Regions from separate parts of the Mus musculus genome. Here all the other regions are linked to region 1. A link is a loop called in an ENCODE intact Hi-C map of the cell type or tissue named here. Cell type or tissue: left cerebral cortex. All regions are shown on one strand.

Region 1 (4,000 bases):
CTTGAGGGTGGCCAGGGAGCTGCCACACACCATACACACCATGCCATGCCGGGAGGGGATGAAGTCCATCAGGTACTCCAGCCGCCAGTGGTCGTGGTAATAGCGCCGGTGGTCCCTGCCGGGGATGCGACTCTTTCCAGGCCTCGAGGCCCGAGCCTCACAATGATCTGAGTATTTCCTGCCTGAAGATGCTGGTCCCCTGGCCCTGGAGGAGGGTAGGGGGGTACTCCCCCAGGACCCTAAGGCACCCCCTTCCAGCTGAAGAGCTTGTCCTGAAGAAGGGAAAAGGGAGACAGGCTCTCAATTTCCTATTTCCAGAGAAAGGACCTAGGGCTTTGATTTGGAAGCATGAAAAGGGGGCAGGGGAGGTTAGGGCAAGAGAGGGGTGGCAAGAGCAATGAAAGGGAAGTGGGTGATGAGGGGGTTGGAACACCCACACAGAGAGCAGGGACCCAGCTGGAGAACAAAGAGATGTGGGCACTGGGCTAGCTTGCTGAAGACTTTAAAACCAAGGTGAAGGCCACGGAGTTTAAGGAGGGATAAAGCCAGAAGCTCAGCAGGCTGGGCAGTTACAGCCAGAATACAGCAAGCAGTAGGGAGAGGGGAACAATAGGGGGTATTTGTCTGCACCCAGATCTGTGCACAACACCCACCCACCTGAGGCCCCTCCAGGAGGGCACCCACCAAAGGTTATCTCCCTTTCCCAATATGCCATCCTGTAAATAGCAGTTTAAGGATGAGGTAGGAACTGTCAGGTCTTCCACTGGAGGGACACCTAAGATACAGCTGTCAACACCTCCAGGGAAAGGAGTTTCTCGGACCTGGACTTCCCCAGAGTCTGGGAGGCACAATGACCCGAAAAGAGGAGGTCGGAGGGCCAGCAGAGTGACTACCGACTGCTCTTCAGACTGGGGAGCAGCCACCACCCATCACACCCATTAAGTCGTTCTAGTTTATCTCATTTGTGCTAGCAGGGATGTGGTTGCTGCCAGCCCTCCCAACAGTGTGCACTTCTGGGGCCTCTCCAACCATTAGTGTTCTTTCACTTTGTCAAAGACACCCAGAGCCCTCCTTGCAGTGCTGGCTGACCATTTTTTATTTAGAAAACTGTCTCCTGGCCACAAAGACGAAACAAGCAGACTCTGGCATTCTCTCAGTACAGAATCCCAGAGTCAGACAAACAAATGACAGGATCAGAGAGGGCTCTTGTCCTCGTGTGGAGTTGTTTGGTTTTTTGGTTTTTTGGGTGTTTTTTGTTTGGTTGGTTGGTTGGTTTGGGGGTGGTTTTTTTGTCTGTTTTGGTTTGAAGGTTTTGTTTGTTTGTCTTCCATTACTTTTTTTTAAGGTAGAGGTATAGAAAAAACATTAGATTCAAGATCTGGCTTCACTGGTGCCTTGCCCAGTGACCTTTGGTAGGTCAGTCACATCCGCTCTCTGGGCCTATACGCCTTTGTCTGCAAATGCACTGACTGAATAGCTAGCATCCTACTAAGCATCTTTCCAGTGCAGGACCACTGTTAAATCTAAGGCAGACTGGCCCTTTAAGAGCAGAAAGAAGAAAAAAATAAAAGAAAGAAAGAAAGAAAAAGGAGGAGCTGAGATTTTTTTCAAAAAAATAAAAAGGGGGGGTGGGGGGCGGGGGCTTATAGGGAGAGGAGCTCAAAGAGTAGAGAGCACTCTCCCTAGTACGGATGGAACCTCCGCTGATCTAAAGGCAATGAACCTTACAGAAGGGAGACAAAAAAAAGCAGTTGGTTTTAAGGGCCAACTAGGGCCGGCAGGTCTTGGTACAGCTGACAAACTGGGGCCAAAATCGATTCTGAAACGCGACAACGCACGGGTGGGGCATCCACCTTCGTGTGCGAACCCATCCCTCACTAAGACCTTCCCGACGTGGGGTATGACAGACGGGGGCCCCCAGGACGCAGGCTGCGCTTTGTTTCTCGTAGCGTAACCGTGAAGGGAAGAGTTCACGTCTCCAGCAAGGCCACGCAGAAAGGGATGGCATAACCGAGAACAGCGGAATCCCGAGCTATGCTACTCTGGGGAAAGCCTCAGAAAGGGACAGAGGGACTGGGAAGCCTTTAAAAGACAGACCACCTGGGAGTGTGAAAGAGAAAGGGCGGGAGCCGCAAGTTCCAGCACCTCGACTCCCACGTCGCTGCCCCCCCCCCCAAAAAACGAGCAACGCGGGGCCCTTTAAGGAGCAGGGATCCGCCCCAGCCCGGCGGGCAGACCCCGCCACGGGCAGGGAGCGCCCCGCGGGCCTTGTAGCTGCTCTCTGCGCCCACCAGGTGGCGCCCCGAGCCGCCCTGCGCTCGTCCCCCGCTTTGTTCGGCGGCCGAGAGGGGCCCGGAGCCGCAGCCCTCCCCTCCCCCACGCCGGGGCCCCCCACCCCCGGTCGTCGGCCCCAGATCTTACCGCCGTCGTCCTCCTCGGGCTCCGTGCCGCCGCTCGCTGCGGTGGGCGGCAGCCGTCGGCCCCGTGCCGAGGTCACTGCGGGCCCGGGGCCGCCCCTGCCGCCGCCGCTCCGGCTCCGGTGGTCCCCGCCGGGCTCCATGCGCTGCGCTGCGGAGCGGGGGCCCCGGGGCGGCGGGGCGCGGGGCCGCGGAGCCAGCGGCGGCGCACGCGGGGCGCTCGGTGCGCGGGGCCCCCGGGCGCGGGGCGCATTCACGGGCGGCCGGCCGCACGGACGGCTGACTGCTCGCTCGGCAGCGCGGGCTGGACCGGGGTGGGGATTCCTGTCTGGGGCCCCTGGGGCTCCTTTAAGGGCTCCTGGGTAAATTTAAAGGGGCCGCGCGCAATTTCCTCCTGCCAGCTCGCGGGGGGCTGGTGCGGGGAAAGCGGGAGGTGGCAAGTCCGCAACGGGCGCTTGTTACGGACGCGGGGAGCACGGTCCTCAGCGCCCTCGTGGGTCCGCCCTGCCGCGTCCGCAGCTGCAGCTCCGGCTGGTAAAGAGTCGCCGAGGTGACCAGGGGCGCCCGTGTCCAGTCCGCTGCGACGCGCTTCAGCCACCGCCCCCTCGGGGCATCTCCGAGCGCGGCTCTCCGCAGCCCGCTAGCAGGGGACCGCCCGGTGCGGCGGCACCGTTCCCCTCTCCGGGGTGCCTCGTCCTCCCGCAGGAGCTGGGCGCGGGCCCCAAGCAGACGCGCCTGGCAGGGGCCCCAGATGGCCGCGGCCCCGCGGAGAGGGTGGAGCCGTGGGGGCTGCCGCGCCCCCTCCCGCGGGAGCCTGGGGCTAGCGCTGGCAGCTCTGGCTTCTACCGGGGAGGGGCGGCGGGGCGAGGTTTCCCTGGAGCCGGCCAGAGTGAGGGCGGCGGCCGCGAAAGCGCAAGCCGGGAAGAGGGGCGCGCAGAGGAGTGTAAGAGAGCTAGCACGCTGCGCCTGGCCAGCCGGCGTTCCGAAACAGAGGTGGCCCTGGGCTGGAAGCCGGAAAGAGAGGGAGACTGCGGCGGTGATTCAGGCTCCTGCCCCCGCAGGCCTATAGGTACCGGGTGAGGCACTCCGCTCAGCCCCGGGCTCCTGCACAGGACGAAGGTGCAAAGAAGGGACTGGGATCCTGGTGATGGGCAGCTGGAGATTCGCATCCCTAGGCTGGAAAACCCTGGGGCGAATTCTGGCTTCGGCCGAGGGACACCTTCAGGTCTCAGGCTCCCGGTAAGCCTGGAGAAGGAACCTCGAAAGGTTGTAGGGTCGAGGCAACCTGGGGTCCTGCCAGGGCCAGCTGGAGAAACAGGTCCTCCCTTAGCCTTTGGTTAGTCGTCCACAACAAAGCAGAGGCCTGGAGATCCAAATTACAGGATGCCAGAGACCATGAGGGTCTAGAAGTGGGTTTTATTCCCTCCCTGTCGGGGAGGCACACCACAGTCAAAGAAGGCACCATTCATGGAGTCATTCTCACACTTAACACCTACTATGTGCTACAAGAGCTGACACTCTGGACATGCAGCAGTGAACAAGATTGCTACTAATGCGGGTAACTTAGACATCCTCAGTTTATA
Region 2 (4,000 bases), 79 kb after region 1:
GAAAAGGCTCTTCCCCCTCCCGTTCCTAGTTGTTTCGGATGTTTCCGGCTCTTGCCGGCGGAAAGAGCCGAGGGCTGGCGGTGGTGGCGGCCATGTTGGGAGCAGCAGGTCCGGCGGCGGCTGCCTGTGTGTCGGGCGCGGAGCAGTGCGGCTGAGGGCAGGGGAGGAGCGAGGCAGGCGGCCGGCTGCGGCGGTTGAGAGTAGGCGGAGCGGCGCGGCCGGGCCGAAAGGCGGCACAACCCAGCCGGGGGTCGGGGGGGGGGGTGCGGTCCGGAGCCGCTCGGAGCCGGCGAGGCCTAGCCCGAGCGGTGCATCACCGGGCTGGCGTGAGCCATCGCCCGGCCTCCCCGCACCCCCGGCCGGGGCCCATGCAGCGGGTGCTCCTGCTGTGAGAAGCCCCGCCCGGCCGGGCTCCTAGCCTTCCCTTCCCTATCTTCCTCCAAGCTTCTCCATTCCCTCCCCTGAGATACCGGCGCCATGTCCAGCGCTCGGACCCCCCTACCCACGCTGAACGAAAGGGACACGGAGCAGGTAAGGAGCCCTCAGGGCTCCCCTAATTCTGTGACTGGGCCCCTGCACCTTACGGAGGCTCCCTCCCTCAGTTCTCCTCGTGCTCCTGCTTTCTTCTACAAGCCTAGGCTGTCATCTGGCCCTGGGTTCCAGCCCTTCACATCCCTCTTCCGAATCCTGACCTGGGACCCACGTCGTCCTGACTGAACTGCACACTTGTATTTCTGCCAAACGCCCCTCGCCTCTCACCGCCCTCCTGCGCTCTTCCGTGCTATCTCCCCAGCTTCCCCCTCTCTTCCCTTTTCTCTCAGGGGCCTTTCTGGTCTTCCTCCACCCACGCTTAAAGCAGCCACCTTCCTGCTCCTCGAATAATACCCCGCGATTTGCCGCGGATTGTTGCCCACCTCTTTCTGCATCTCTCTAGCTTTGTACCCTCTCTACCCGCACCGGCTCTCACAATCCTCGGTTTTCTCCCTCAAGAGTCCGTGTCTCGGGAGTGTGTTCTCGGTCCCTTTCCCCTTTCACTTCCCCAGCTTTTTCTATCCTCCTTTCCCGTTCCAAATTGGGCTCTCCCTGTTGCTTGCAACCCACCAGCTCCACCCTCGTCACCTTTCCAAATCGTTCGCCTACTCCTTGCTCATCACTTTCCCTTCTTTTCGGCAGGAGCTCCCAGGCTCCTGGCACTGGCATGTGTCGCTTCCGTGTTTCCCATACAGCTGTCATGCGCATAGTTTTCCCACAGGTTGCCTTTGGGGTTCCAGTCACCGCTCCCTTCAGAGTCTTTGGATCACTCCTGTTCTCTTCCCCCTGGGGTTTGGCATTTAAGTCCTTGGGCCTCCTGTCTGAATGCTCTTCCAGATTATCCCTGGGCTCTCCTCTACCGTGGGAAAGTCAGTGTTTTAGTCTGGCTGTATTAACATAACCTGTTGCTCACTCTTTTGCGGGCTGCATCAGCTGCATCAGTCCCTACTTTACTGCCTACTTACACTGCAACACAAATTCCGATACTGTCTTTCCAAACTGGTGGCTGTCACTTCTCATAGTATCATAGTATCTTTCTTGTTTGCTACTTCCTATTGCTCAACCTTCCCCCATCTCTCTTACAATACCTCCTTAATCAGTGCTGCCTTTCCTGTCCTAATGGGTCTCCTCCTCCCCTCCCAGTCTGTTTACAGCTTGTATGCTCTGTCCATTCCCTTTCTCTTAGCTAGCCTTTGCGGGTCCCAGGGTGTATGCTAACTGCTTATGCTGCGCACCAGCTCCTGGGCTGGCCTATGCTCTCCCTTTCTCATCCTGGCAATCACTGCTTTTTGTCACCCAAGCTTTTGCCTTTTCTGTGTCGTCCTCTCACCTATGAGCCATTGCTTCCACTTCACACTTCTCTCCTTTGTTTCACTGTCTCTAGTGTCCCTCTCTGCCTGCCTTTTGGACAGTCCCTTGCCTGTCACATGTTTCTGGGTGAATTTTACTAAACACAAACTCGTTGGAAAGGAGCAGGCTTTACTCAGCACACCCTGGTGTTTCCCTCCTGTTCCCTGTTTTCTCTGTAGCCAGGTAGGCTCGCGATGCTGCTGTGTTTGCTTAGCATCAACTTCCTTCTTTGAGAACCCTCTTTATCTCTTTCCTGTGCTTTGCTGCTGTTACTCTCCTGCTGTCTGTACCTGGAGCTAAAGAAGCATCCGGACAGTTTTCTGACACGATGGACCCATAACACATAGGGGCTGTGTGCTCTTGGGCCAGAGCAGGGGGTTGAGAGGGAGGGATGGTTGATTGATTTCATGCCTGGTCTGGCAGCTAGTCCTGCCTGGGACAGAGATCTTCAGAAACTGAGGAGCTTGGTCTGTGTTGCACAGTCCCTTGCTTGCCAGCAGTGTCTCTTGGGAAACACTTTGTCCAGGCTCTTCTGAGGCTGGTCCGTGCATCCTCCTTTCTCCTACTTCTCGCAGTAGCTAGACCTCAGTTAACTGGAGAACTTTCCCAGACTTGGTTATGAGCAGGGAGAAGGAGGCCAAGTGACTGACTGGTACTTTCAGGCATGTGGGGCGTGGTTGACCTGCCTGTTCCCCAGAGAGGCAGGCTGTGGAGGCACCGTGTTGGGCAGAGTGGCCTCGGTGTGGTTTCTTTGACTGTTTACTAAGTGTAAATGCACTATTGGTCTTCTGTGTGCTCAGATGTGCTCCACACAGTATTGGGTCATGAAGTTGAGGTTTGATGCATGTACACTGATTTCAGGAGAGTGGTAATCAGTGGCCAGTTTGGCACGTGAGCTGCTTCGTGATAACTTGGTCCAGAGCAGAGGCTGCCTTGTCATTCTGCTCCTCTTAGGCTCCATTTCTGTTCTTGGTGGACCGAGCTGCATGCAGTCAGTTCCTGATTCTCCACTCACACTGTCAGCTTCATGTTCTGCCACCGCCTTCGAAAAAACTTGGACTTGGAAAAGCTAGGTGCACACCCTTCCAGGTGCCTAGCTGTTTCTCTTTGTTTCTTGTGCTGCTGATTTGCTCAGAGCCTTGTTCTTGATAGACACGTTATACTCCCCAGCCCAACCCTGTGTGCTTTAGAAACAAAAACAAAAAGCAAGAGTCAGTTCAACATCCACCTTCTTCAGAGTAGACCCGGCTACCAGGTTGAAACTAAATACCTTCTCCTCAGTCCCATTGCACATAGTGAAGCCATTGTGGAAGCTCAGTCATTGCAGTCACCTCAGTGTTAGGAAATAAAAAGCAAAGAATTTGGCTGGGCAGGTCCCTCTCCACCGTCACCTTATTTAGATTTAAATTAGTTAAGCTGGTTTTACCAGAGAATAAGTAAGCAAACTTCTGTGGATGTTTCCAATCTCTTCCTTTTCTCCTTCTTTCTTTAAAATTGTGGCTGATAAGCTGTTTCTAGGAGCTCTTTGATCACTTCTGAAACACACAGAACATGTTGAAGCATAAAAATAAACCTTATGTTGCAGAAGATTGCCTGTTTGCTGTCAACTCTGCTTTTAACAGTGAAAGTAGATAAAAGAAAGCCAAGCTCTGTCTTGAAGATAATTTTGGTGACACCTGATTTCAGATGTGCACTATCACCAGAGATGACTTCCTTTTGCAGGATTCTGACCTGGGGCTAGTGGTTTTGGGGTTTCTAAAGTCTGTGAGCTGAGCTTTCTGTGAGCTGCTTTTCCAAATGCCTCTGCTGGCCTGGAGGCTTCGCAGCCTTGAAAGTAATCAGCAAGATGACTGTTTGTCTTCCAGCCAGCAGCAGCCTTAACAGTCAAGTGTGGAGAAGGGTACAACTTCCAGAGTTCACCTACCCCAGGCTAGCGCTTTCCCTAATTTCTGGGGGAGGGGACACATAGCTTCATAACCTGGAAACAGAGTATCTGATAGAAAACAGGAGCCTTTTGCTTCCCATCAGTCAAATGACAGTTCTGCCCCCAACTCTTCTAGAGAGTGGGTGGCAGAATATATTCTCAAAGAGGAGTCTGGAAGATTGAAGAAGAGGACAA
Region 3 (4,000 bases), 360 kb after region 1:
CACGGTGCAGATCAAACAGAGAACAACACCCCATCAGGAGATTCTGCTGGGGGGCCGAGCCCTTCCAAAGCACTGATGCTTGCCCTCCTACCCCTCACCTACCCTCCTGCTGTCTGCATGCAGCCTGCAGCCTGCAGCCTGCCTCCGGCTGCCTGAAATTATGCTTTGAATCTGAGCAGCCCCACAGGCTCAGGTCCAGAGGTGGGAGTTGGCTGGCAGGAGCTGATCACTGCAGGTCAGGTCTTGGGCCTCAGTTTTGCCTGGCTCTAGGCCTCTCGTCTGTCACTCCCTCCAGTCACCACAGTCCCACTTTCCCTTTGAGACAGAATCTTGCCAGGTAGCAAGGCCCTTGCTGTATAGCCTACACCAATCTCCATCTCACAGCAATCCTCCTGCCTCCACTTCAGAGTGCAAGGAGCACAGATATGTACCAGCATGATCTGTGCATGGGGATCCTCTGCAACCATGAGTCAAAATGAATCTTCCTTCTTCTTTCTTCCCTTACATGGGATTAGTGTGGTCTCTGACAAGCAAAAACTAACGTGTTGCTATTCTGATGAGAGTGGGCCGCTGAGCAACCCCAGGATTGTACCTTGGTTTTCCTGTAGGGTGAGGAGGCCCGGGAGTTTTCACACCCCCTGCTATTATAGTTTTTCACCCTAAACTGCCTACACATCAGTCTCATGTGAGTCAGTGGGCCAGTCTTTGACAGAAAATCCCCTAGGAAAGCAAGCATCTAGACATATCCCCTGTCCATTAGAGACATGTGTCAGGGTGGTCTGGTCTGAGTAACTTAGTGAAGCCTAAAGGCCCATCGGCAGAAGAATGGATATCCAAAGTGTGGTACACGAAGATGGAACCCTTCGCAGCAGAGGAAAAGGAGCATAAACTGTCATAATGCATCCGTGTGGATGACAGAGTGAGCTCCAGGCCAGCCTGGGCTATAGAGGAGAACTTTGATTATTGTTTGGTTTTTAGATACAGGGTCTCACTGTGTAGCCCTGGCTGGCCTAGAACTCACTTTGTAGACCAGAACAACCTGGAGTTTACAGAGATCTGCCTGCCTCTCCCAAGCGAGTGCGGGGATTTTAAGCTTGTGGTACCAACCCTTCTCTCTCTCTCTCTCTCTCTCTCTCTCTCTCTCTCTCCAAAAAACAAACTCTCTGAGGAGATCTCTGAGTTTGAGGTCAGCCTGGTCTGCTCTACATAACAAGGTCCAGGACATCCAGGACTATATAGAGACTCTCTCTCAAATAAACAAACAAACAAACAAATAAAAGGAAAATTTAGACCAGACCACCCCACATTTCCATGCCCAGAGCCTTCTGCCCCAGGTCACGGAGGCTTGGAGTGCCCACTTCCACACACTAGGTAACTGAAACCCGAAAGGCCTGCCTTGTCTCACCACTCAGCCCCTGTCACCACTGCCTTTGGGACTGCGTTTGGTCACAATGGGACCACCTCCTCCAAATCTAGCCCTATCTCCAGAACCTGGAATGCCCTTCCCCAGCTGGTTGCTTTACTTCAGGTCCCTAATGGGCCACCTGACCTTCCCAGCTCTTCATAGTGCACAGAGGACTATGTCGCCATAGTGTTTCTCCACTAGACAGACTCTTGCCTGGCCACTCACTGTTGAATCCTACAGCGCTGGTACCAATAGGGCGTGAGGTAAAAGTTTACTGAATGAGGGCCAAGGAGATAGACGGGTTAGTGGGTGGGTAAACGGAATTTGATCCCCAGAACCCATGCAAAGGCCTAAAAGCTAGCCGCAGCACACTGGCATCTCTAATCCCATTAAGCCCGGCGGAAATGGCAAGCGGAGATCAGACTCTCCAGAGGCTCAAGGACCAGCGCCCCTGACTCCCCGCTTGGCACAGAAAGGAAGAAAATAGCGTCTGTCCAGCAGCTGAGGAACCTCAGGTCCCATCAGCTTTCCCAGGTTAGGCTGGTTTTCAGGGTCACCAAGGAAAAGGGAGCTACGGGGAGAAGGGCTGGAATGTAGAAATAGACGCAGACGGTACACTACGTGTGGTACTGCCCCAACTCTCCTCCTCTCCCTGGGTTGCTGCTCTCCATGGGTAAGCAGGACTCTAAGGAAGAACACTAACTCCCTCTGCTGGAATTCTGGACGAGCCCCGCAACTCCCGGCCAAGGTTGAGGGAGTGGCAAGTTCTGATTGCTCCCAAAGAAGACTGTCAAGTGCTTTAGGATCCTGGGCAGACTTGCAACAAGGGAGAGCTCTCTTTTCTAAAAAGGAACCAATCTGAGGTTACCTTCAACCCCGCTTGACCCAGCCCCCATGGTCACGCCCACTAGCAGCCCAGCCAATGGCCTTAGCCGCTCATTGGGAGGAGGATCGGCCCGGAATAATAAGGGAAGCACTGGCGCTGAAAGGCAGGGGCAGCTGGACTGCCACTCAGGGCTATTTGGGGCTCTGCACTTTGCATTCCAGTTAGCGACTAGGTCGTCCGGGACCCGTGGCCCCTTCCTGGCATGCCCGTCCAGGAGGAGAAATACTTTCATTCTTGAGGGAGTCAGTGATTCTCACAAGCCCACGCCCGATGTCAGCCTGCTCTCCAAGTTCTATGATCCCAGTCCCTCAAGAAGGAGCAAAGTGCTGGCAAGGGGCCAGAAGCCAGCAGGAGGGCAAAACGGGCACCTACCATACTCCCAGAGAGGCCCCCGAGCTGCCATTCTTGGGGCTACCTGACCCTACCTGATAGGCCAAGCTTCTACACTTTGCCTTTGCACACTCCCAGCCTGACCTTGGGGAAGTGAACTCTGGCCCTAAGCCTCAGTTTCCCTCCTGTGCATGCATGGAGGAAGGTGGCAGATCCCAGAGGATCTGGGGGTGTGGGGGGTGTGGACTACCTGGGACCATTGCTGAGGTAAGGCCGCCTTCCCCACTCGTTTAGTCAAGGGGTAACCTGGTGTAGGAGCTGGGTATGGATGTGGGCTAAAGGGGTTCCCGAGTGTCTCAGTTGCTCGTGGAGTGCCTTTCGGCCGGGGAGACCCACGCCCTGCGCTCACACTTACATTTGGCCTCCTTCCAGTCGGTGGAGGTGCTCAGGTCCACCTTCGCGGCCATGGCCAGGGGGGCCCAGGTGCGCACCCAGGCTCCACGCCCCGCCGCCCCCCACGCCCCAACTCCCGCCGAGAGCCACGCGCAGTAGCCGTGCTCGCCCAGTGCCACCAGGGGACCGCACGCACTGCCACGGGGCCGCGGGCCACCCGCCGAGCGGCCGGGCCAGGGGCGCAGGGAGACCAGCAGCTGCCCCGCCGCGCGCAGCTGTGCCAGGCGGCCGGACACTTGGCTCTGCAGCGACATGAGCAGGCGGTGCCGGGCGGCTCCCCGCCCACTCGGACTCTATTTACGGTGCTCCGGAGAGTCGCGCTCGGTCCCTTATTTACTCTGGGACGAGAGTGGCGCGTGCCAGCCCGTGGCGACCTGCTTAGAGACCGCGGGCGGCGCGCCGCTGGGCACCCTGGAACTTGTAGTTCCGTCCCGGCCCACTGCGCTCACGCACTGGTAGCACACACGTGCGCACCCAGCCTGTCTGTGTCCTCCCGAGTGTGGCTGCAGCCAACCTTCCGAAGCTCGGTGATTCGACAAGGCACTCCGTGCGTGGGTTTTCCCGCCAAGTCGGCTTCTAGTTCTTTCCGCCTAGTTGCCGTGGCTCATAAGTAAACTCGGTCCTATCGCGTGTTTTGTAGGCATAGAGAGACCTGGACTTGTGTTGGTGCCTCCGCATCACCCAGCTCTGCTTCTGATCCACAGCAGCTGCACGTTCCAGCCTGCCAAGGTGGGGCGGGGGTGATAGGTGCCGCGGACCTATGTGTTAGGGTGGGGCAACTTTTCTGAAGAGCTCGACCTCCCTTAAGCTCCAAGAGCCAAGCAGCGCCGACTGAATTCCACAGCAGCTCACAAGACATTAGTGAGATTTGACAGGAAGAAACCTAGGTGTCAAATAGGCATGGTAAGGCATACTTACAATCCAGC
Region 4 (4,000 bases), 150 kb after region 1:
GTCAGCCAGTGATTTCTCCACATCGTGTTTATGCCACAGAAGCATGCCGAGTGCCTGGTCCAGGACAGAAGCCACTCAGGTTCTGCCACGGCAGCACTGCACTGCCCGGTGGGCCCCACTCCCATCCCTCGGGGCCCCCACCCACCTGCTCAATGTTATAGCCATGCTTCTCCTTGGCCATTGCAATGTACTTGTCAACTGCAGGGGGGAAGAGGAGGGTCACACGGAAGCCCCACAGTAAAGACCACTCGTGGGCCTACAGCCCCCTACCAGACTTCCATGTTAGTGGGACTAACAGCTCACTTCTTTTTTGTTTTTTGTTTTGTTTTGTTTTTTCAAGACAGGGTTTCTCTGTATAGTCCTGGCTGTCCTGGAACTCACTTTGTAGACCAGGCTGGCCTCGATCGAACTCAGAAATCCGCCTGCCTCTGCCTCCCAAGTGCTGGGATTAAAGGCGTGCGCCACCACTGCCCGGCAACAGCTCACTTCTAAGGAAGAGCTAGCCTTAGGAGGACAGGAACTAAAACCCTGTTCCTGAGACTGAACGTGACCTGGGCCCAGCGCACTCACGTTTGGCATCTGATACACAGTGGTTGGGGGACCACACCAGCATTCCCTTCAGCTCCTTGTTGCTATAGCGTGCAGGGCTCTCTGAAAGGATGAGCAGAATTAGGCACTCACAGAAACAGGAGACCACTGAGCAACACAGTCAAGCGAGGAGGTGAGGCCCAGAAGGGAAGGAGGAGCTGAGACCCAGACAGGAAGGCAGAGCAGGAAAAGTAACAGTGCCACGGGGCCACCCACCCCGCCCACCGCCTGTCCCTCAAGCAGGAGCCAGCCAAGAGTTCCCAGGTGGGGCTGTAGGCCAAGCCATCAGCCTCCACCCCTCCCTGCCGCCCTCCCTCCCTCCATGTCTGTCCTGCCACTCACCAGGCTTGCACTCCGGAATTACTGCTTGGTAATTGGTTCCAACTCGGATCATGCTGTCTGTGGAGCCAGGGGAGGCAGTCAAGACTCCAGGGAAGTAGGGGGAGGATATAGTGAGGGGAGGTAGCTGATCTGGAGTTCTCCTTCCTGACCACTCAGGGACCCCCACCATACAGGAGACTCACTTTTCCTTGATAGTGCCCCCCAGCTACCCTCCGATAGAAGGTACTAGGAGAGTCATACCCTGCCTAGTCATGGCCATGGGGGGAAGGGGAGGTTAAGAGGACACTTTTAAAGCCCAGGCTAGAGCAAAGTGCTTTGTTCTAACTGGGGGTGGGAGCTTGGAGGGCTGCCCCTAGATCTGGACCACAGCCTTGCAGAGAGCTCGGGGCTCCTCCCCACCACATGAGCTTCACAGCTCCGCATAGAGGTATCTTCCCAGTACCTGGTCCAATCAGACCTCAGTCCCCTGCAAGGCTGCAAGGTATGAGGACCCAATCCATCCAAGAGAGGCATCCTAAGCTCCCTCAACGACTGAGGGCAAAGGGGAGGTGGGTGGTCAAGGGCCCAGCCTGTAGATTTCCTGTGCCGGCAACACCAGGCACGAGAAGGCTGAGGTTGCAATCCAGGAGCGGCAGAAACCATCTGTGGTTCGCAACTCTCCCCCCCCCCTCCTCCACCTTCCATGATCCCTCCCCGGACCAGCGCGCCTTTAACCCTAGGCCACCAGGCTCACCATGAGAGTGCTCCTCCTCGCTGCTGTCATCCTCCGAGTGTGGCTGTCCGCCGTTGGGTGCCGTCTTGGCCCGACTTCGGGACAAGATCCCGGAGCCCGCACTGGGCTTCTCCATTACTGAGGGCATTACCCTACCCGGCAGCCCCGAGGGGCACGGGATCCTTTGGAGAGCGCAGGAGCTTGCCGCGCTTGCCTCGAGTGCTGCGCCTGGCCCGGCCTGGAGGGGTCGCCACTGAGGCTACGAGAGGCAGGAGGTCAGCGTGGCTAGGGTCCGGGAGGTCGGGGCCCCGGAGGGCAGCCCTAACGCTCACTGCGACCCCCACGGGCGAGGACGGCAGAAAAGTTTGTGAAGTGGGGGTACGGGGGAGACGGCGCGGCCGGGGGCACGCTCGCTCCGTGCGCCCCTCGGGGCTGGTTCTCCCCCGGGGAGAGTCGGGGCGCGTTGCCCTCGGGGAGCCCCGGAGCCGCGCCGCGCGCCTGCCCACGCTGTTTGGCCAGCAAGGGCTACCGCGCAGTGGCCGCCGCAGCTGACTCCGCGCCCCTCGGCTGCGCTGAGGATGCCCCGATCCCCAACGGAGGTAACCCTGCCCGACCCGACCCCACGGCAACCACGCCAGCCGGCTGGAGCCCCGGCGGCAGGACGGCGCGCACGGCGTGCGGCGCTGGAGCAGAGTTGCCGGGAGGCGGGCGGAGCGCAGCCGCGGGCGCCGCCTCGCACCCTCCCCGGCGCGCTCGCTCGCCCCGCCGCGCTCGCGCTACCGCCGCTCGCTCGCCCGCTCTCCGCCGCCGCTCGCTCCTCGCGCACACAATGAAGCTGCTGGCAGGGAAGTAGTGCCGGCTGCGGCCTCAGCACCCCTCCCCCAGCCGATGCCTCCGCCAGCTGAACATCTGGCCCTGGGGTGGGAGGGAGGGCCCGGGGGGCGGGGCCTGGGGCCGGGGCTAGACCTCCAGGGGGTGGGGTCAGGACCGGAATGGGGCGCACGTACCCCCCCCAGGGAGCACCCTTGGTGTCTCTGAGTTCTCAGACTTGGCCCTTTTGGGTAGACCCCAGTGCCCCCCAGGAGAAGCCCGGGGTCAGCCCCACCCACAAGCACACCGGTTCCACACACTACTGGGCTCTGGTTACTGTGGCCTGCCCCGGGGGCCCTGAGGCCGCCTGTCCGACCGCCCGGGTGGAGCCCAGCTTTTCCTTCCATTTCCCTTCCTGCCAAGGAACTCCCTGCCCCCCCTTCCGCAGGGGGATCCCCCCCTTCATGCGCCCTTGGGGGCCAAAGCGGATGGGAGGCCGGACAGGCGCAAGATGAATTTCTATAAGAGCCACTGGGCTAGAACCTGACTTCTGCTAGGTCTGTGGGTCCCCAGGGGTCACCCTAGTGTCTTTCAACTGCTGCAGTCTGCACCCAAAACAGTAGTATCAAAGATTGAGGAATGAGTATGAAAGGTAATAGGGCAAGTTCTGGGCTGAAAGGGGCGAGCTCCTCACTGGGTTCACTGTCACCCCAGCTGGAAGCAGCATCCCCCCTCCCCCCGGACAGGCACAGGCAGAGTGACAGACAGGGAAGCGGGTTGGGAGGCACAGACGGAGTTGGGGGAGGGGGTGGGCAGAGACTTTCAAAGCCAGACCCAGCCACCCTGCCAGGCACACAAAGAGCCAGCGCACTCACCGGCAGCAGCTCGAAGCCTGTGAGCTGCGCCTGTGCCCGTCCCCGCCGCCTGGGGCACGTGCTGCAGCTCACACAGGCCGAAGCCCCCGCCCGCTGTCCCTCCCACGGGGAGCCCGGACTCCTGGACACGCCTCTACCCGGGCACACCCGCTATGCCCAGATCGAGCCGAGCCTGCACGCGCACCCTCCTCTCCCTTCCCTTCCTTGGCCACTCTGTAATCAGATTCCTAAATTTAGAAGCAGCCCTGGCCCCAACCGGGGATCCCTGCCCCTACCCACTGGCTGTGGCCGACCGGCCTGGGTCCTGTGGTCAGGCCACGACCTGGCTGGGGCATCCTGTTCCTGGGGGCTCTTTGCCTGCGGCTGGCAGAGTCAGACACGACCCCGCCCGACTTCAGCACTGTCCGGCCACATAGGGCCACCCAGTCAGCGGCCACGTTGCCCGCCACACCTTGGGCCAAGGTTATGGGGCCTTTTTTCCTCCCCTTAAATCATGAGCTGGGCACCAAGCCTCAGGGTGGGGAGATCTGGGACAAAGAAAGAAAGAAAGAAAGAAAAAATGAACCAGAGGCAATCTGAGCTGAAGGGGTCTGTACCAAGAGGCAAAGCGACTTCCAGTGGCCCCTAGAAATGAGTGGCAGGGAGCCAGACCTGTCCCCAATACCTGTACCTT
Region 5 (4,000 bases), 180 kb after region 1:
AAAAGAAATTAGTTGCTAAGTGGTTGCCTGAGAGTGCTCGAAGCCCCTAGCTTTATCTCTGCAGGATATGAGGTCTTTGGTGACTGAGCTGAAGTCTAGACAAAGGCTGCATCTGTGGCCTGGCCCCTCATGTCTCCATTTGGCCACTCACTCCCTGGGGAACCATGCATGAGTCATGCTCCCTTGGGCCTCAGTTTCTTAATGTATAAAGGTAAGTGATGGCTTCTACCCTGAGCCTTGACCCATGTATTCCTGTGAAAGTACTTTGTTAATGGATTTCAGCGTGGTGTTGAAGCCTATATTCCAGAGGGAAAATAAATCCCGGAAAACCAGTTGGAGGGGCTACTTCTGTTCCCATTTGCACCTCCGTGAAAACAGCCTCAGGCTGGGGGTATAGTTGAATGTTAGACCACTGGCCTGTCATGCACAAGACCCTGAGTTCCATCCCCAGCACCACAAAGACCAACAAAAACCTGTATGTGAGCCAGGCAGATTTCTGAGTTCGAGGCCAGCCTGGTCTACAGAGTGAGTTCCAGGATAACCAGGGTTACACAGAGAAACCTTACCCCGAAAAAACAAAAAACAAAACCAAAAAAAAAAAAAAACCTGTACGTGCATTTCTCAGGAGAGGTGAGAAATGAGAGCTAGCCTGGCTCCTAGCACAGTGGTGGGAAGTATCTGGTGCTGGCATTTTGCCTGTCAGAGAGTCTAATTCTTTTACCTTCTGATGCTGAAATACAAGTTTGGCAGTGCTGTTCCTTTGAACATCCAGGCTGAAGTTACGCTTTGGAGCTAGCCCGTCTGTTTAAAAGCTGGTTTTTAATTCATGTGAATGTTGATTGTTCAGTGCCCTGTCCTGGGGCCAGGCAGTGCCACAGTCACATTGGCATTGGTGGTATTTGACCTCTCTCCAGTGAGCTGTGAAAGATGTGTGGCTGGAGTCAGGAGATCTGGGCTGCTGGTCCTCCCTGGTAGGGTGAACAAGAAGGTATCATTGAGCACCTTTCTGTAGCCCTAGTGATAACAGCTCCAGGCAGGACTGGAGGCTTTACTCTTAGACAGGGCATGATGTGTTTTTGTTCTAGAACCTGGCAGGGAAAAAGTAGAAAGCACTTTTGATGAAAAGTGGGGGTTGTAGCTCACACCTGTAATCTTAGCACTTGGGAGGCTGAGCCAGGTTGATTACTGTTGAGTTGGGGGCCTGCATGAGCTACAGTATGAAACCACTCTCTTCCCATGCCCCCACCAAAAAAAAAAAAAAAAAAATAGGGAGAAGGGATTTTGAAAGAGCCCCATATTAGCCTTCAAGTAGGGTCTGGTTAAGATGCAAGTAGGGACAATTTCCCTGTGTCGTGCCCCATCCCTGCTGTCGTGCCCCTGCAGCTTGGTCTTGCCTCTGCCCTGAAGTGAACCATAGTCTCTCAAGCCACCCTTGACATCAGCAGGGCCATGCTGTGACTGCCACTTGGCCTGGGCTGCGCAGACGTGCTGGGTGTGGCTCTGAATTGCTTCCACGGGGCTGTCTCATAGTTAGAAGACTCTAAAGAAATGCTGAGCCAGCCGGCCATGGTGGCGCACGCCTTTAATTCTAGCACTCAGGAGGCAGAGGCAGGCGGATTTCTGAGTTCCAGGCCAGCTTGGCCTACAAAGTGAGTTCAAGGACAGCCAGAGCTATACAGAGAAACCCTGTCTCAAAAAAACAAAAAAACAAAAAAACAAAAAAAAAAAGAAAAGAAAAGAAAGAAAGAAATGCTGGTCTGGGGCCATCTTAGATCCTAGATGTTCCTGAAATTGAACATTCCTCCTTAGGAAGGAACAGCCAAGTGAATATGTCCACACATCCAGGTTTCCTATTGCAGGGTCAGGTTAACGGGTTCAAGGCCCCTTGGGTTCCTCTGAGTGAGTTGGCTATAGCCCTTCCAGTGGTGGTGTTTTCCTTGTTGCAGAGAAAGTCGAGCAAAGCCAAAGAGAAGAAGCAGAAACGATTGGAGGAGAGAGCGGCCATGGATGCTGTGTGTGCCAAAGTGGATGCTGCCAACAGGGTGACTCTCAGTTCCTCTCTCAACTTCAGCTCCTTTCTGTTTTTTTACTTCTTGGCGCCACCAAGTGGCAGATCTCTGGCACTGTCCACACAGGCCCATGCCCACACAGTTTGGGGAGGAGGGGCTGTGGTTGGCTCAAGTGTTGAGGGTTGTGTGGAAAGGCTACAGGTTTTCCTGATGTGGAACGTGGGGAGATTTTTTGGGTGAGGAAACCTCTCATGAGACATAACACATGGTTCTTAACTCTTCCTTCTTTCAGAGGTTACTGGCTGCCCGTGCGTACTGTAAGCTCTGCTTTACCCAAGGCTTCACTGGCCTGGTCCCTGGGACTGCTCAGAGGAGCAGCAGCTGTGAATCAGCTCTGTGGGATGGAGGGTGGGGGGTGTCAGAGCGGGTCTGAGAGCTTTCACCCTGAGACTGAGAGTTTGGCCTTGGTACCCTTCCTACATCATGCTGTATTTCACATTTTCCCCTAATGGGGCTGGAGAGTGCACATGAATGTAAGTGTGTAAGTCCCTGGAGCTAGTGTTACTGGAAGTTGTAAGCTGTCCTGTATGGGTGCTGGGAAATGAACCCAGACCTTCTGAAAATGCAGTAAGCACTCTAACTCCTGAGCCATCCTTCTAGCCCAATACGTTAATTTTTGTTAATTCCCATATTGGTAAATGGCTGTGCCTCTGAAATGATATTCTGCAAGGTTGTGCTTTTCTGTCTCGGTGACTGTCAGGTTGCAGTTATTTGTCCCTGAAATATTCAAGCAGATTGGTCATTTCTTTCCTGGGTTAGCTGTACAGGGGCAGGCATTATGCCACAGGCTTGCTGATTGTTCTCTTTCACCACATTCATGGTGTCACACCTCCTTACTAGTGTTGTCTTCCTTCATCTATGTCTGCTCTCTGCCCACAGCTTGGAGACCCTCTGGAGGCATTCCCAGTCTTCAAGAAGTATGACCGCAATGGGTGAGTTGCACTTAGCATTCCTAATGTCATCTGGTGCACCTTGGAAATTCACTCCTCCAGCAAGCTCCATTATTTGAAAGCAGCAACTGCCTGTTGCCTCTTGTTGGTGCAGTCAGTCTCCCAGTTAAGGTGATGCAGGAATTGATGGGTGGAAACATTGTGTGTAATTGAGGTTGTATGAGTACACACTGACATCTTTTTAAGACTTATATCTTTTTTTGTTCAAAGGATGAAACTTGGAAACTTGTCAGCCTACTATCACATTTTGATTGGGAACCGGAGGCTCAGAAAATGTGAATAACGTTCCTGGGTTTAACTCACATCTAAAGGAGTTTCTGATTCCCAATTCAGTGCTTCTTCCATTTATTTATTTATTTATTTATTTATTTAGTTTTTTCTGTGTAGCCCTGGCTGTCCTGGAACTCACTTTGTAGACTAGGCTGGCCTCGAACTCAGAAATCCGCCTGCCTCTGCCTCCCAATTCAGTGCTTCTTCCATTTATTTGTTTGTTTGTTTGTTTGTTTGTTTGTTTATTTTGGTTTTTCTGTGTAGCCCTGGCTGTCCTGGAACTCACTTTGTAGACTAGGCTGGCCTCGAACTCAGAAATCCGCCTGCCTCTGCCTCCCAAGTGCTGGGATTAAAGGCGTGCGCCACCATGCCCGGCTCAGTGCTTCTTCCTTGAGTATACAGTATGTCGGCTGTTTAACACTAGTTAAAGTTCTTAGCCTGGCTTACCTAGTTTTGTGATCAGAAATGGGTCTAAAAACACGAGCGGGACTGGAGAGATGGCTCAGTGGTTAAGAGCACTGACTGCTCTTCCAAAGGTCCTGAGTTCAAATCCCAGCAACCACATGGTGGCTCACAACCATCTGTAATGAGATGTGATGCCCTCTTCTGGTAGTGTACCCATAGACATTAAATAAATAAGTAAGTAAGTAAATAAATAAATAAATAAATCTTAAAAACAAAACAAAACAAAAACAAAAAACAAAAAAAACC
Region 6 (4,000 bases), 350 kb after region 1:
CACTCTGTGGCCGCTCAGACGCTCAGAGTCGGGGCCTGCTCTTTACACACCGGGATCCAGTACCCTTCAGGGCATCAAGAAGGGATGAAACAAGGGCTTGGGGTGGGGGCGAGGAGGGTGGGGGATAAGAGGCGGGTAGGCTCTCACAAATCAAAGCCGCAGGACTTAAGCTGAGTGCCACTCAAGCCTTATTTTAAATAAATAAGCAGCTTAAAAGTCTCCCTGCGAGGCCAGCTTGTCGCTGTGAGACATGGCTTCCCACCCATTCTTTAAGGCCAGGCCCCAGATCCCAGGCCCCTCAAAGGCCTCTGTGACCCTCTCGCCTCCCTGCCACCTCCTTGCAGAATTAATTGGTCCCTGCGGCTTCACGCATACTTTATTCAACCCTCCCTCCCGGCGCCGCCATGTCACATTATATTCTACTTAGCTGCTCTTGCTCTGACTTCCCCAGGACTAATTTACTGGGGCCCTCTGTGTGTCAGGGCTAAGCATGTGTCATCTTCACTCCCACACAGGCTGGGGCCCAGGATGATGGCAGTTTCCAGATGAGGACCTGAGGGATGGGAGGTGCTGGCTGGAGCCCCCAGATTCCACTCCAAAGGCCTCAGTGCCCTGACACACATGTGTAGACTCAGACTGCTCTGAAGAGAAGAAGGGCTGTGTCTCTGCACAAAGTGTGACATTCATGCATGCTCTGCCCTAAGATGACTCTGAGGCCAAAGCCAGGCCACTGGACCCCGGGACTGGCCAAGAATGAGGGTCTTTGTGTTCCCAACTGAGACTTGGCCATCTCGGGCACAGGGGCCCACAAACACCAGACATGATGTTAAGGATACATCCATCCCCTGAGGCAGAGCGAAGACTCAAGCCCTGTAAAGGTCACAACACCTCCCACCCCAAGTGGAGAAGCCCAGACACACACAGTCCCAGGGGTCAAAGGAAAAGCTAGAGACACAGACACTGCCCCAGCCTTTCCGATGCCTGGAGGACAGAATGGCCACAAGGGGCTCCCCAGCTTATCTTGCCAGCCAGCGTGGCAGTCGATTTCATTAAGATGGATGTGGCATACCCTTGTGGGCAGGAGCCATGGCCAGCACAGATGGCAAGAGCTTGGGGCTCTCTCTCGGGCACTGCCCTGATGGCCTTGGCCGTTAGCCCATGAGGCAGCCGTGGGGAAAGTTTAGTAAGTTTGGCTTGCCCCTGTGACCTTAAGCCCTGCCACTCACTAGCCAGGCATCCCTCCTTCTCTCTGCCCCAAGCATCCTACCTCTGCCACACGGCATGCATCCACATCACAGACACACATGCCTGCCATCACACTCCACCACCTCACACGCACCAGTCACATCACACATGCCATTAAAACAGAACTGAAATCAGTCCTGGGCTTCACAATGCTAGATGGCCAGTAGAAAGACAAGGGTGAATGTGAGGAGTAGCAGGGGAGGGCACTGGACCTCCCCTCTACACACACTCCCTGACTCCTATACCAAGGGACAGAGATGCCTACAACTCAGCCAGAGATCCTTCCCTTTAGCTTCCCACTTCTCAGCATAGGAATAAGATCCAAGTCTCCCCGTCCCCTCACAGGCCCCCTCGGAGGCCCAGGGGGACACAGACAGACAGACAGACACACACACACACACACACACACACACAGTGGAAGCCCTGGTGGAACTTCAAGCCCCAACCACTCCCAGCCCACCCTGTGCACCACAGGCTATCATATGCCCACAGGCCAATGCTACCCTTGGCTTCAAAAATAAAAATTTAAAAATTCCCACCCCGAGATAATTGCTCTCTCCTCTCGCCTATTGTGGTGGCTCTGCGGTCGGCAATGAGAAGCAATTATTCACGGCTAATGATTATAATCAAGTCAAATAGAATTTAATGGACACGCATTCTCTTCCTGCTTGAAACTTTACATATGAATTAAGCACATATGGGTTTCACGAGGCTCGGACGCAGATTTATGCAGCCCTGAAAAGCCCCACATTGCCTGCGACTTTTATTTCACTAATAAAGGCTGATTTATGGGCTCCTCGGAAACGCGATCTCTGCTGCCTCCTGGTGGGCGACTCTGACAGGGTGAAGCCAGGGCCCAAAAGATCGCAGGGGGTTGGGGAGAGAACCCAGGCCACTGAGGACTCCTCTGACTAAGACCAATACCCGCATCAAACACTAGGGACGCAGGCTCTGCGTGGAAAAACCAATGTCCAACATCTGCTTCAGCTACTGCTTGCCATTCACTTGCCTAACACCAAGAGGTGTTAGGTCCACTAAGGCAAGCGAGAGGAGGGATGGCTGGCCATCTACAGGAAGCAGCGAGTCCTTGGCACTCGGCATGATGCTAATGGTGTCACAGTGCAGGTGTCGAACCCTTGGCTCCCGTGCAGGCGGTAAGTGAGTGTCATTCCCACCTCGTGTCCCCAACAATCCGACAGATCACTCTCCCTCATCCCCATCGTGCAGAGACAGAAGCCTGGCAAGTGCACCTCCCCGGATGCCACGTCCTGGGGGAAGCATGGCCGAGAAGGCCGCCAGCCCAGGGCAGCCAGCTCAGCTAGTGCTGGAGTGCGCCTCAGTAACAGAGCTGACAGGCAGATCCATGGACCCACCCTGTACCAGTCTCCAGAGCCCTCTCCTGCCCCTCTGATACTTTGGTCCCTGCACCCACACTTGTTCACCAGCCAGGCTGCCCGCTTTTCCATTGTCCATTTTACAGCTCCACGGGGGAAGAACCAACTGGGTGCCTCGCACACCTTCGGCAGTGACCAGCAGAGTCAGGTGCCAGGGCAAGGCAGAGCCAAGAGACTTCCTGAGGACCTCTGGGGTGGGTAGCAACATTCTCCCCGAGGAGCTGGTGCAGCCTGTGCAAACCAGATAAGGCTGCCTTCAGTCAGATAGATTTGTCGAACTCCCCGCCACCTACCAACCCTGTCAGGTTCTCCAGGGAGACACACAGATGCAACAGCAGAAATGCAAAGGTAACCCAAGCTCTCTCTGGCACTGAATGCCAGCTGTCACTTGTGTGCCTGAGACAGGCGGGGGGGGGGGGGGGGAGTACAGTGAGCATCCTCTACAAACACCAGCCTAGAACCCTACCAGAAAATGCCACCCAGATCACAATCAGAAAGGACCAGGGAGCAGCCACCTCTGCTGGATGCCTGGTTACTTAAGGAGGCCAAGGAGGCGTGGACAGCATCAGCTGCATCCAGTTCTAGAGTCCTGGAAGAACCTCCTCCCTTGTCAAGACTCAAGGATGGCAGAGCAAGCCAGGCGGCAGAAGGTCTACAAGTACCTGCGGTGCCCTGGGCTGCACAGGGGAGGGGCTGGTATCATCATACCTTTTTCCTGTGAGTTGGAGCTCTGTGCTAGGAGTTCTGCCCTGATATTCACAGAATCATAGAAAACGATACCTCTACTGCCTACTGTAGTTCCTGGAGGTTGTATGAGGGAGGAAGGGAGGGAGGGAAGCCACCCGACCTTGTTCCAGGAAGTTCCAACACACGTACACGATTTACTATCCCCAGACACCAGTTCCTGATGACTCCAGAGCCCTTCCCAGAGCCTCTTGACCTCAGCCAGACACACACGGCCTTCTCCCCTCCCCCACAGAAGCAGCTGCCTCCTCTCTACTCATCACAATAAACCGCCAAGCCAGCAAGAAGAGACCACGTGCAGGAAGCGGAGCAGCTCGCGGCCCAGGCACTGGAGAGCTGCCAGGGGGCTGAGGGAACCTCTCCGTCCTCTCCCTTCCCTTGTGAGCTCCCTCACCTGGCCAGGTGTGGAGTGAGGCAGGACTGGTGGGGGTGGGAAGGCAGCCACAGTCCCCACCCCTGCCCTAGGTCGAGGAGAGTTGGCTCTGGCCTCTTCTCAGGCAGGGAAGTGTGGCTTCATTCCAGACAGCTTTCCCCCATCCCCGCTGCTAATGGGCCTCAGGGCTGCAAGGCAGCTTGGCAGAGGGAGGTGCCCCCAGAAGGCAGGTCAGGGCTTCAAA

What was found. A loop is a pair of places that touch in the nucleus more often than their neighbours do. Peaks named below come from ENCODE experiments on the same cell type or tissue, not always from the same donor. Only the 100,000 strongest peaks of a DNase experiment are listed, where the experiment ranks them.
Region 2: it touches region 1 in a loop (3-fold over the local background); 16 of 42 quality-filtered maps call a loop at or near these places.
Region 3: a loop joins it to region 1, with 3 times the contacts of the local background. A loop is called at or near these places in 18 of 42 quality-filtered maps.
Region 4: a loop joins it to region 1, with 4 times the contacts of the local background. A loop is called at or near these places in 21 of 42 quality-filtered maps.
Region 5: it touches region 1 in a loop (6-fold over the local background); 17 of 42 quality-filtered maps call a loop at or near these places.
Region 6: a loop joins it to region 1, with 3 times the contacts of the local background. A loop is called at or near these places in 19 of 42 quality-filtered maps.

Annotation. Positions count from the first base shown.
Region 1 is chr19:7,416,339-7,420,338 of GRCm38, reverse strand. It overlaps 2700081O15Rik (RIKEN cDNA 2700081O15 gene), which reads right to left and starts at 2,714. Exons shown (of 5, transcript NM_175381.6): 1 at 2,422-2,714; 2 at 1-272. The coding sequence starts at 2,560. In left cerebral cortex, a CTCF peak has its summit at 2,285 (motif pointing right); DNase peaks (open chromatin) are centred at 2,019, 2,248, 2,833 and 3,301; H3K4me3 peaks cover 2,722 bases; H3K27ac peaks cover 1,730 bases.
Region 2 is chr19:7,337,699-7,341,698 of GRCm38, reverse strand. It overlaps Mark2 (MAP/microtubule affinity regulating kinase 2), which reads left to right. Exons shown (of 18, transcript NM_007928.3): 1 at 1-531. The coding sequence starts at 478. Among named protein-coding and RNA genes, the nearest start is that of Mark2, 2.2 kb to the left of the region's middle. In left cerebral cortex, no CTCF peak of the experiment used is centred here; DNase peaks (open chromatin) are centred at 1,145, 2,453, 2,950 and 3,875; H3K4me3 peaks cover 3,190 bases; H3K27ac peaks cover 1,520 bases.
Region 3 is chr19:7,056,219-7,060,218 of GRCm38, reverse strand. Macrod1 (mono-ADP ribosylhydrolase 1) reads right to left here and starts at 3,451. Exons shown (of 11, transcript NM_134147.4): 1 at 3,037-3,451. The coding sequence starts at 3,328. In left cerebral cortex, CTCF peaks have their summits at 2,130 (motif pointing left), 3,309 and 3,510; DNase peaks (open chromatin) are centred at 2,225, 2,606 and 3,510; H3K4me3 peaks cover 1,906 bases; H3K27ac peaks cover 1,126 bases.
Region 4 is chr19:7,266,752-7,270,751 of GRCm38, reverse strand. It overlaps Rcor2 (REST corepressor 2), which reads right to left and starts at 2,473. Exons shown (of 12, transcript NM_001320554.1): 1 at 1,664-2,473; 2 at 931-987; 3 at 571-651; 4 at 146-198; 5 at 1-54. The coding sequence starts at 1,790. In left cerebral cortex, CTCF peaks have their summits at 1,876 (motif pointing right) and 3,361; DNase peaks (open chromatin) are centred at 879, 1,861, 2,529 and 3,330; H3K4me3 peaks cover 2,871 bases; H3K27ac peaks cover 2,089 bases.
Region 5 is chr19:7,233,105-7,237,104 of GRCm38, reverse strand. It overlaps Naa40 (N(alpha)-acetyltransferase 40, NatD catalytic subunit), which reads left to right. Exons shown (of 8, transcript NM_027643.1): 2 at 1,947-2,042; 3 at 2,949-3,001. Among named protein-coding and RNA genes, the nearest start is that of Naa40, 6.1 kb to the left of the region's middle. In left cerebral cortex, a CTCF peak has its summit at 2,106 (motif pointing left); a DNase peak (open chromatin) is centred at 2,098.
Region 6 is chr19:7,066,371-7,070,370 of GRCm38, reverse strand. All of the region lies in intron 3 of Macrod1 (mono-ADP ribosylhydrolase 1), which reads right to left. Among named protein-coding and RNA genes, the nearest start is that of Macrod1, 12 kb to the right of the region's middle. In left cerebral cortex, CTCF peaks have their summits at 1,007 and 2,089 (motif pointing left); DNase peaks (open chromatin) are centred at 2,048, 3,672 and 3,884.